Regions from separate parts of the Homo sapiens genome. Here regions 2 and 3 are each linked to region 1. A link is a contact called in ENCODE Hi-C or POLR2A ChIA-PET data. All regions are on one chromosome and are shown on one strand. Each heading gives the region's core, a stretch centred on a gene start or an enhancer-like site at or near the end of the contact. The rest is flanking DNA. Distances are from core to core; before and after follow the strand shown. Region 1 overlaps TBX3 (T-box transcription factor 3). Region 2 overlaps LOC102723639 (a long non-coding RNA gene). Region 3 has its middle 320 kb from the start of TBX3.

Region 1 (2,916 bases), core at 298-2,797:
GAAATGTCTTTGGGCCTTGTGTTAAATGTTTTTTCTTTGGGAACCTTTCCTGAAGATGGACAGTCAGGGGAGGGTTTAGTATCTTCTTGTTCTGAGTTTACCCCCTTCCCTTCGCCTTTAAATAATTAAGACCGCCCCCAGCGAACCAAAATGAGATGTCACTCAAGTTACAAAGCTAAAAACAAAAGTCCCTTACTTGAGCGAAGGGAGCCACTTCAATCTGAAATTACTTTTCCTTTAAATTAGGGAGCAAAGCAGGGAGACGGAAAGGGGCCTGATGAGAATACAGAAAGAAGGGTAATTTCAGATACTTTTAAGTTTTAATGGAAAAAGACTGATGTGCTCCCTAAGTCAGGTTTTCCCACCCGAATCCGACCAAAAGTAAGCTCGGCAAGTACGAATGTTTTTCGTTTTAAGCTCGCCCTCAGTTTTGACATCAATCTGGCGAATCCAAGTCGAAAATACCTTCTTGCACCAGTGTGTTTGGCTCGGGGAAAAGGCCAGCAGAATGCCCCAGCAGTCCGAGCGGGCTTGGCTAGGCAGCAACCCTCCAGGTTGTAGAAGTGGACAAGACGCAACGCCTTTCCACTCGGCAACCCCCCACACAGCCTGCAGTCCCTGGTGCCTCAAATTGAACCCGGCTGGCCCAAGGCGCCCCTACGAGGCCCCATCCATCCCGAGTTGTGCGTGCAAAGCGCGGCCAGCTCCGCGAAAACTTAGCTGTGTCACGCGAGGGAGGAGGGAAATTATCCCCGAAAGGGGAAAGGTAATTCCAGGGTGCACATTTCACCCCCTCCACGGCAAAAGTCACCCAGGAGGCTGACATCCTCCCCTAGTCTCCCCTTCAAACCCGTCTCCAGGCTGTTCGGGGAGTTGCCTTTTGAAGTTCAATTTATCTTTGAAACATTCAATAAAAAATGATGAGGCACTGTCAGTCTTTTGGTCTCCCGACCCCCAGCCTCGCCTCCGAGGTGTGTGTCTGTTGGGGGGCGGGGGCGGCACGGGAAGGTTCGAGGGTTAGTCCTTAGCCCTTTTCTTGCCCTGGGGGCCATGACGTGAAGACCCAGCTGGAGCCTGCCTGGCGGCTGCCTCCCTCCCCACCCCCCACCCGCCACCCCCTGGAGCCCGCCAGCCCGGCCCCAAGTCCCTGTCACCTTCAGGCCTCTTGAATGACCGGAGAGGAGGACGCCCCCTCCCTTCCCTCATCCTGTACTTGGAAGGGATCGAGGTCGAGACCTTTTGGAGAGCGGGGCAAAGCCCCTTCCATCTCTGGCCAGGCACGTGGGGACCCCTACAGCCTCCTCTGCGATGTCTCCGGGGGTGGGAGGGAAGACAGACAACCAGAGTATGTTGGTGCGGAGTCGCGGGGGGGGGGAGGGGCGGGGTGCGCTGCGGGGGTGGCAGGGCCTGAGCTGAGACGGGCCCTGGGGACCTTTGAGGCTGGGGCTCCCCCGAGGACTGGGAGATTTCCAGGGCGCGCTCCTTCTGCGCAGCGGCTACAGCCTGAAGGGGGCAGCTCTGGATCCAGCGACAACGCGCGGTGTCCGCGCCTCTGAGAAGGTGGTAGTTGGCTGGTTGCGCTCTCCCGAATTGGGGAAAAAAGAACTCAGCCTCCAAAAGGGAAGAAATGCTTTGCTTTTCTCTTCTTTCTCAGTCCAAATTTGCTTACCTCCTCCCTTCTCTCCCCCCGCCCCCGATTTGGGGACCCTGCTCAGACTTGTGTCCAGCCTCTCTTACTGGCGTTCCTCTTTTTTTTTTTTTTTTTTTTTTAATCTCCTGTGTATCTCATTTGTATATTGTGATGTTAATGAGTAACTCCTGTAGCGCTGATGGGCGGGGGGTGGAGGGGATGAACGGCTCGCAGTCTCTCTGGATTTTGCTGCCTATTACTCACCTGGCGCCGGTCGCAATCTCGCCGCAGGCTTTATGGTGGCTGCGGCCGCCCCAGAGGCCACTCAGGGCAGGCGCCTTCGCCTTTTTTCTGGGCTTCGAGTGCCACCTATCTGTCTCGTCTACGAATGCGTCCAGGTCGCCGCAGCTGGCTCGGCACCCCAGCGCCTCCCGGGTTCCGGAACTTGGGCGCTTCGCCTTCGCCCCTTCTCATCCCCACCACTCCCAGCCCCACTCCCCTCCTCCTCCGTCCCCAGCCCCATTCTCAGCCTCGGAAGAAGCTGCCTTCCCCTCTTTCCTGGATATCACTTTCACTCCCGTTTGTGCCTCAGATGAGAAAAACAGCCCTGCCCTCCTCTGGGTTTCCAAAGAATGTTAGAAAATTCAGTGCGGGAACCCTGGCTCGTAATTCTCTGGACAAGTTCCTTGCTGCTTGTAGAAATCTCTAGACCCTTGTTCTGGACCCCGCCTGGCGGGGGATAACCTGAATTCGCGATGGGTCGATAGAGAAAGGATACCTCCTTCCCCAACATACACACCTCAAATTCTGCCCTGGGGACAACTTGCCAGTACCAGGATGCTCTCTTTTTTACTCCACAACTTTGGAAGTTTTTGTTTTTTAACCTGGCCGCGTCTACAAGGACAAAGGCCATGACTCGCGGGAGCAGCAGTCCCTACGAGGGTCAGCTACCGCAGCCTGCAGGGCCCAGCACCTTCGTGACTTGTAGATTTAAGGTGACAAATGCGGGTGCCGGTCAGAGGCCTCCAACCCCTGCCTGTCGGGAAGGTCGGCTCCAGTCCTGGCTGCGCCCTGGAGTCTGAGACCCGCGGAGGGGAGGGGATGGGGTCGCCTTTTGCTGTGCTTTGAGCCGCGGGTGAAGGCGTCCGGGTTCCTGCTGACCTCCCGGCGCTAATTGCAGGGGCCGAAGGGCGCGCTCGGGCAGAGGCAGGGGTCACGACCTTGCGGCTCCCTCCTCCCGAGGTCCCGGCAACCTGAAGGAGCCGGGTGTGTGCAAGAGGGCGTGT
Region 2 (2,916 bases), core at 158-2,657, 440 kb before region 1:
GAGTAGCTGGGACTACAGGCGCCCGCCACCACGCCTGGCTAATTTTTTGTATTTTTAGTAGAGACGGGGTTTTACTGTGTTAGCCAGGATGGTCTCGATCTCCTGACCTCGTGATCTGCCCCCCTCGACCTCCCAAAGTGCTGGGATTACAGGCATGAGCCACCGTGCCAGGCATGTACTAATATATTTTCAGTACAAGTATAGATTATTCATTTTATCCACACCTCATTGTGTATGTTTGTATGAGTGTGGGTGGGGTGTGTGTGTGTTTGTGTGTGATTATGAATGATCAAAAAACTAAGACGAAGGGACTTTACGGACTCCAGTCATTGAAAATTCCAGAAGAATCACTTTCAGACAGAGCTGCGTTCATGGATTCAGATGAGACCAAGTCTTTTCCTTGTTCTGTACTCCAGCTTGGCTTCCCCTTGAGTATGCTCCATTCTGAGGGTGATGTTGAAGTGGCCGCTTCCAGCTTTCAGCAGACTTTTTTAAAAAACCACCTTATTGAAGCATGATCGACATAATAAAAACCTGTGTATATTTTAAATAGACACAGTTTGGGATAAGCATACACCCAGGAAATCCTCACCACCATCAAGTCAGCTGACTTCTTATGCTCTTAGCTGCAACCACCTGATAGCACATAACCCCCCTCTCAAGGGCTCAAAGAAAAAACTCAGTGTTGAGTCTCTGTTGACTCCAATTGGTCAGACTTGAGACACATGCTCATTCAGATCCAATCACTGGCCAGCAACACTCTGATTGTCTGGGCCTGAGAGGGTCACATGACATCCCTGGAACCCAATCTTCCAAGGACTGTGAATGTAGAAATCAACATTTTGTTAATAAAAGACTGAATATTGGACATGTACACTTTACAAAGGACAACTCGTGTGTGTGTGTGTGCATGTACAAATTTTCCTAGCTTATTACTTCATAGACATGTTTGGGTTTATTCCCACCTTAATCATTCTCATGGTCCTTCATGAATATAAGAAAGTTGCACCAAGTACCTGGTCCATGCAGTTCTCTCTGGGGCAGGCACTGCAACGTGGCGTCACCCAGGATCTTTAGCTCCAGTCTCTCCCTGGGAACTTAAGAAGAATGCCTTCTGCCTCTGCTGACTCAGCGGGTTGACAAAGACCTCTGACACCCGCCTGGCCTTTCCCGGAACCTTAAGAAGGAAGAAGAGAGAGCCTCAGAGGGCAGGTTTAAAATTAGAAGGGAGTGCAACACTGCTTGTGGTTCTTGAACGTCAGCCATTCGGGAGGAATGGGAGATAAGGTGGTCAAGAGACAGGAAGCATTTATTTAAGATTCCTATCACACTGGGAAGCTGGAGAGGGAGTTTAGTTCAGGGGAAGAACAGGATGTTGCCAGGATCTGGGGCAGGGCCAAGGGCAGGGGGGTATGGAGGGAACGGATATTGAAAAGAGGGAGCTAGTCAGCCAGGGTTTAAGGAGAGAAGGTTTGGAGAAGTCCCAAGCAGGAAGTCAGACAGGGAAGAGGCCCCTAAGGAGTTCAGGTCACTTCAGTTGCAAAAGGGAGATGGATCTTCTCTTGGAAGAACTTGGATCTCTTCGGTGAAGCCGATGTGTTTCTGGGTGGTCTCTTTGGGAGGGGACTCCATTTAACTCTTGCGTGAGCTCTTGGTTTGGTGTTCTCCCTGGTGTCTTTCTGCTGGTCTCCCAGCTTGGAGGCCACCACACTGACATTCTCTGAAGGGCACCACCCTGAAGTTCTGCCTTGACATTGAAGGCTACAGAAAGTTAAAAGTCACATTGGTTGCAGACCTTGTGGTCAATTTCCATCCCACATGCATGTGGGGGCATAGTGGTGAGTACAACCATTTCCCTTTTTTTCCCCTTAGGGAAAACACATAGTTTGTCCAGTCTTCAAAAAAGACCCTTAGCAAAACACAAATCTAGTGAAGAAAATCTATGAAAAGGTCATTTGCAAAATGGAAAAATACAAGCCACCAACACACACCAAAGAAAAAACTATAATCATAATTCAAATAACTCACAACTGCATTACTGTGGCAAGCCAGGTATTGCCATGAACCTTGGACATACATTAATTCATGTTAATCCTTTTGACAACCCTAAGAAGTATTTTCTTCATTTCATAATACAGTCCAATAAACCAAGACATGCAGGGGTTACGTCCCTTGTCTAAGATCACAGCTCCCAAGTGGCAGAGTTGGAAGGAAAGAGGATTGTATTAACGGCCTAATGGATAAAAGTCTGAGTTTGCAGCTGACAAAACTGGCTTTGGGAAAGTGACTTGACCTCTCTGAGCCTTAGCTTACCCAGTGCAGAAAGTGAGTATGAGATAGAACCCCCATCACGGAGTTGCAGAAAGGCTTTAGCAAGGTAGCATATGGTTAGCACAGTGCATTCGTATTTAGAAAAAGTGCAATAGACAGTCGACTTTTGTTATCCTTGATTTAGAGGTTCTACTATAGCAGCCCTCCCTGTCTACATCTGACAGGGATTATAAAGAGTCCATGCCTGAAAACAGAGGCCAGAAGCCTCAAAGAGTACGGCTGAGCTGTATCCCACCCTCACCCTCCTCTTCTGGCCTCTTCTGCAGACACAGCTGATAAGACCCCCGAGGGCACCTCCCACTCACCCACTAATCAACCCTCTGGGGAAGCATCTGGACCACAGGGGATGATCAATGACAGAGTAGTTGCTCAGCTCCACACCCACGGTCCATCTGGAGAGACACCCTTGGATTCAAGACTAAAGGCTTCCAGGAAAAGTGGCGAGGCTCAAGGTCATCGGTCAGTCAGTAACTGACCACCTTGCCTCTGGGGACAGTCTGGAGCTCGCACATGGACATTTGCCTTTCTTATTCCCAGGGGGAGTATCTGCTCCCTTTTGCTCTTTAAAGAAGCAGTCACACATTA
Region 3 (2,916 bases), core at 130-2,629, 330 kb before region 1:
CAACCAAATCAAATAGCAGCGCCTCATCAGCCAGTTCACAGACTTGAGGGCAAAGGGGTTTCATTTTTTCTTTCTCCTCCCCCCTTCGGCTTTCTTCTCCTCCTTCTTCTTTTTTTATACTTAAAAAGAAAAAAAAATACTCATTACAACCTAGGACCTTAAGAAGTAGGAAGGGAACTGGAAGTATTAGCAAGGCTGCTTGAGAGTTCCAGTCTTTGCCTTTGAATGGACAAAGACCATGAAGGCTACAATGTCTCATCTCTGGGCACATATGTTAAGAGTGTTTGGGGGGTCAGGTGCAGTGGTTCACGCCTATAATACCAGCACTTTGGGAGGCTGAGATGGAACACTTGAGACCGGGAGTTAAGAGACCAGCCCGGCCAACATGGTAAACCCCGTCTCTGCTAAAACTACAACAATTAGCTGGGTGTGGTGGCACATGCCTGTAAACTCACCTACTTGGGTGGTTGAGGCAGGAGAATCACTTGAACCTGGGAGGCAGAGGTTGCAGTGAGCTGAGAACGTGCCACTGCACTCCAGCCTGGGCAACAGAGTGAGACCCTGACTCAAAAAAAAAAGAGTGTTTGTAATGACATAAATCAATGTATGCTAACTTCAGGGAAAATGTTGAAGAAATTATAAAGATTTGGGGTTATATCTGGGAACTAGAAGAATCTCAGGTATCTAGACATTTCTCTATCTCCCTTTCTCTCCCTCTCCCCCCACCCTTTTTTTTTTTTTTTTTTTTTTTTGAGACGGAATCTCACTCTGTCACCTAGTCTGGAGTGCAGTGGCGCGATCTTGGCTCACTGCAACCTCCGCCTCCCAGGTTTAAGCGGGCATGCACCACCACACCTCACTAATTTTTGTATTTTTAGTAGAGACCAGGTTTTACCATGTTTACCAGGCTGGTCTTGAACTCCTGATCTGAGGTGATTCACCCACCTCAGCCTCCCAAAGTGCTGGGATTACAGACATTAGCAACAGGGTGCGGCCCATTTCTCTTTCCTGATTCAATCTTTCTCTCTCTCTCTCTCTTTCTCTCTCCCTCTCTCCCTCCCTCCCTCCCTCTCTCTTTCTCTCTCCCTCTTTTCTATTATTTTATTCTTCTTCCTCATGGCAGATTATCTTTTCCTTCTTCCTTATCTCATTGGCAAGCGAAAGATGGCTTCCTGTAGTAGTCACATGAGCATATTACTGTCCCTGCAACACAGAATCTTCATCTAAGCTTCAGTTCTGTCTTCTTGGGGAAGATATTTTTTATTTGTCCCCTGGGGCTAGATGCCATTTCTGGTCAAACAATTGTGGCCGGAAGAAATGAGTCACCTTGGACAAAGGCAGGTGCAGAGAAACCTCCCCTGCGAATTGTGGGAAGAAAAGCAAGGGCACCATTATCTGCTGACAGACACCCTGCAATTCTCTAGCACATTCCAGTCGCAGTGACTTCATGTTTCTTTCATCCTGGGAACTACTTTCATTCATTTATTTTATCTGTTAACTTCTTTATTCATCAAATATTTGTTGAATATCTGTCACCCTTTGGTCTTATTTATCTTTTTCCATTTACATAATGACTATTCATTTAATAAATATGCCTATCATGTGCCTGAGGTTATTATAATATACAAGATATGCTAGTAAGTAACCAGTTATATGTAACTTTCTTCTAGCAAAGCAATTCTAATCATTGCATCAAAAAAGAAATTTACTTTTATGAGCAGTTCTCAAACTACAAAGCAACTTTTGTACGCTCTCAATCCAAAATGACTTGGCCAGGGAAGAAGAAACACTTTTTCTGTTTAATCTGCCTCCTTACAAAACCCAACTGGAAGATTTCTGTGCTGTAAACTGACAGGGTCAGCAGGGTGGTGAGGGGAAGAGTCCGTCCTACTCTGGAGTTGAAGAATGTTAGATCAAGTCTATTCATCAGGCTAATGACAAAACCATTAGCCAACAAGAAGACAGACACATCTCTGCCAGACACATGAGACTTGCAGCAACTAATAAGCAGAATCCCCACGGAAATGAATTAGGGGTCAAAGTAGAATCATTTCATAGCCTGTTCTTGTGGGAGCGAAAAATGGGTGTGATGTGCTTGTCTCCTGGTTTTTTTAAATATTTCAAGGAACTGACCTGTAAAATGCCACTGGAATGACATATCTAGCAGATGTTCCTCAAACATGAATTATCTAGAACCCTGATGTATTTCTACCCTGACAGACCTGCCAATGCAGAAAGACAGATTGACACTTTTTTCTTCTGCAAACAAGAGGAGTGAAAAGACAGATCTTCCAGAATATTATGACTACCCTGGGGTCCCCAGGCGGCAATTCATCCAGCAAATGTTTGTGGGGCACCTACTGCATGCCAGGCACCTTTCGAGGCACATGCTGCTAGAACCAAGGAACTACAGAATTAGGACTTGGCCATTTATGTTTGGTTGCAGAGTCCATAAGTCCTCCCTACAATAAAACATCCAGAGGAAACTGACAGAGGAGCAAAATTCATCCCAAAACTGTGCACATTAAAGGGGGAAAAGAATTCCACAGAACGATGAGATTTTCAGCTGAGCTGTAGGAAAACAGACTTCCTCTCTTCCTCTCTAAAGAGCCTATTTTTTTTCCATAAACCTAAAGCCATGGCAAAGGGACAGCAAGACTCAGCCAGGATGGCAGCAGACTCATTGGTTGCTGCCCCTTTGAGGAACTTTTCTACTTTAACTCTTCCCTGCCTCTGCCGTTCAGCATCAAAATGTTATTCTCTTTTTCAGGACTCCCTAGACAAACAAGAGAGGCGTTGTGAGCTCCCCCAACTCTGGAGACCTTGAAGTAGGAGGAAACAAGCACCAGCAGGGCAAGGAAAAGGAAGAATAATAGCAGTCACTGTGGCTACCTGCATATCCATTGAAAACCCTAG

Evidence for each region. Hi-C counts contacts between places; a loop is a spot of excess contacts on that map. ChIA-PET counts read pairs that join two places held with the same protein, here RNA polymerase II (POLR2A). Pooled maps may share reads with other maps.
Region 2: a map of Right ventricle myocardium inferior shows a loop between it and region 1 (2.2-fold over the local background). The contact joins two enhancer-like sites. A Hi-C loop is called at or near these places in 1 of 168 maps with a recorded cell type or tissue (Right ventricle myocardium inferior) and 1 of 50 pooled maps. POLR2A ChIA-PET finds 5 or more read pairs at or near these places in 1 of 52 experiments (HepG2).
Region 3: a loop to region 1 is called in a pooled map, with 2.7 times the contacts of the local background. The contact joins two enhancer-like sites. A Hi-C loop is called at or near these places in 1 of 50 pooled maps. POLR2A ChIA-PET finds 5 or more read pairs at or near these places in 2 of 52 experiments (A549 and AG04450).

What each region holds. Positions count from the first base shown.
Region 1 is chr12:114,667,347-114,670,262 of GRCh38, reverse strand. It overlaps TBX3 (T-box transcription factor 3), which reads left to right. Exons shown (of 7, transcript NM_005996.4): 7 at 1-8. Among named protein-coding and RNA genes, the nearest start is that of TBX3-AS1, 13 kb to the left of the region's middle. Within about 2 kb of position 1,547, at least 16 of the 41 ENCODE cell types and tissues checked have a DNase peak (open chromatin) inside an H3K27ac peak, as active enhancers do.
Region 2 is chr12:115,102,487-115,105,402 of GRCh38, reverse strand. It overlaps LOC102723639 (a long non-coding RNA gene), which reads right to left. Exons shown (of 8, transcript XR_007063588.1): 7 at 1,017-1,177; 8 at 165-534. Among named protein-coding and RNA genes, the nearest start is that of TBX3, 420 kb to the right of the region's middle. Within about 2 kb of position 1,407, at least 3 of the 41 ENCODE cell types and tissues checked have a DNase peak (open chromatin) inside an H3K27ac peak, as active enhancers do.
Region 3 is chr12:114,998,659-115,001,574 of GRCh38, reverse strand. No RefSeq gene overlaps it. Among named protein-coding and RNA genes, the nearest start is that of TBX3, 320 kb to the right of the region's middle. Within about 2 kb of position 1,379, at least 3 of the 41 ENCODE cell types and tissues checked have a DNase peak (open chromatin) inside an H3K27ac peak, as active enhancers do.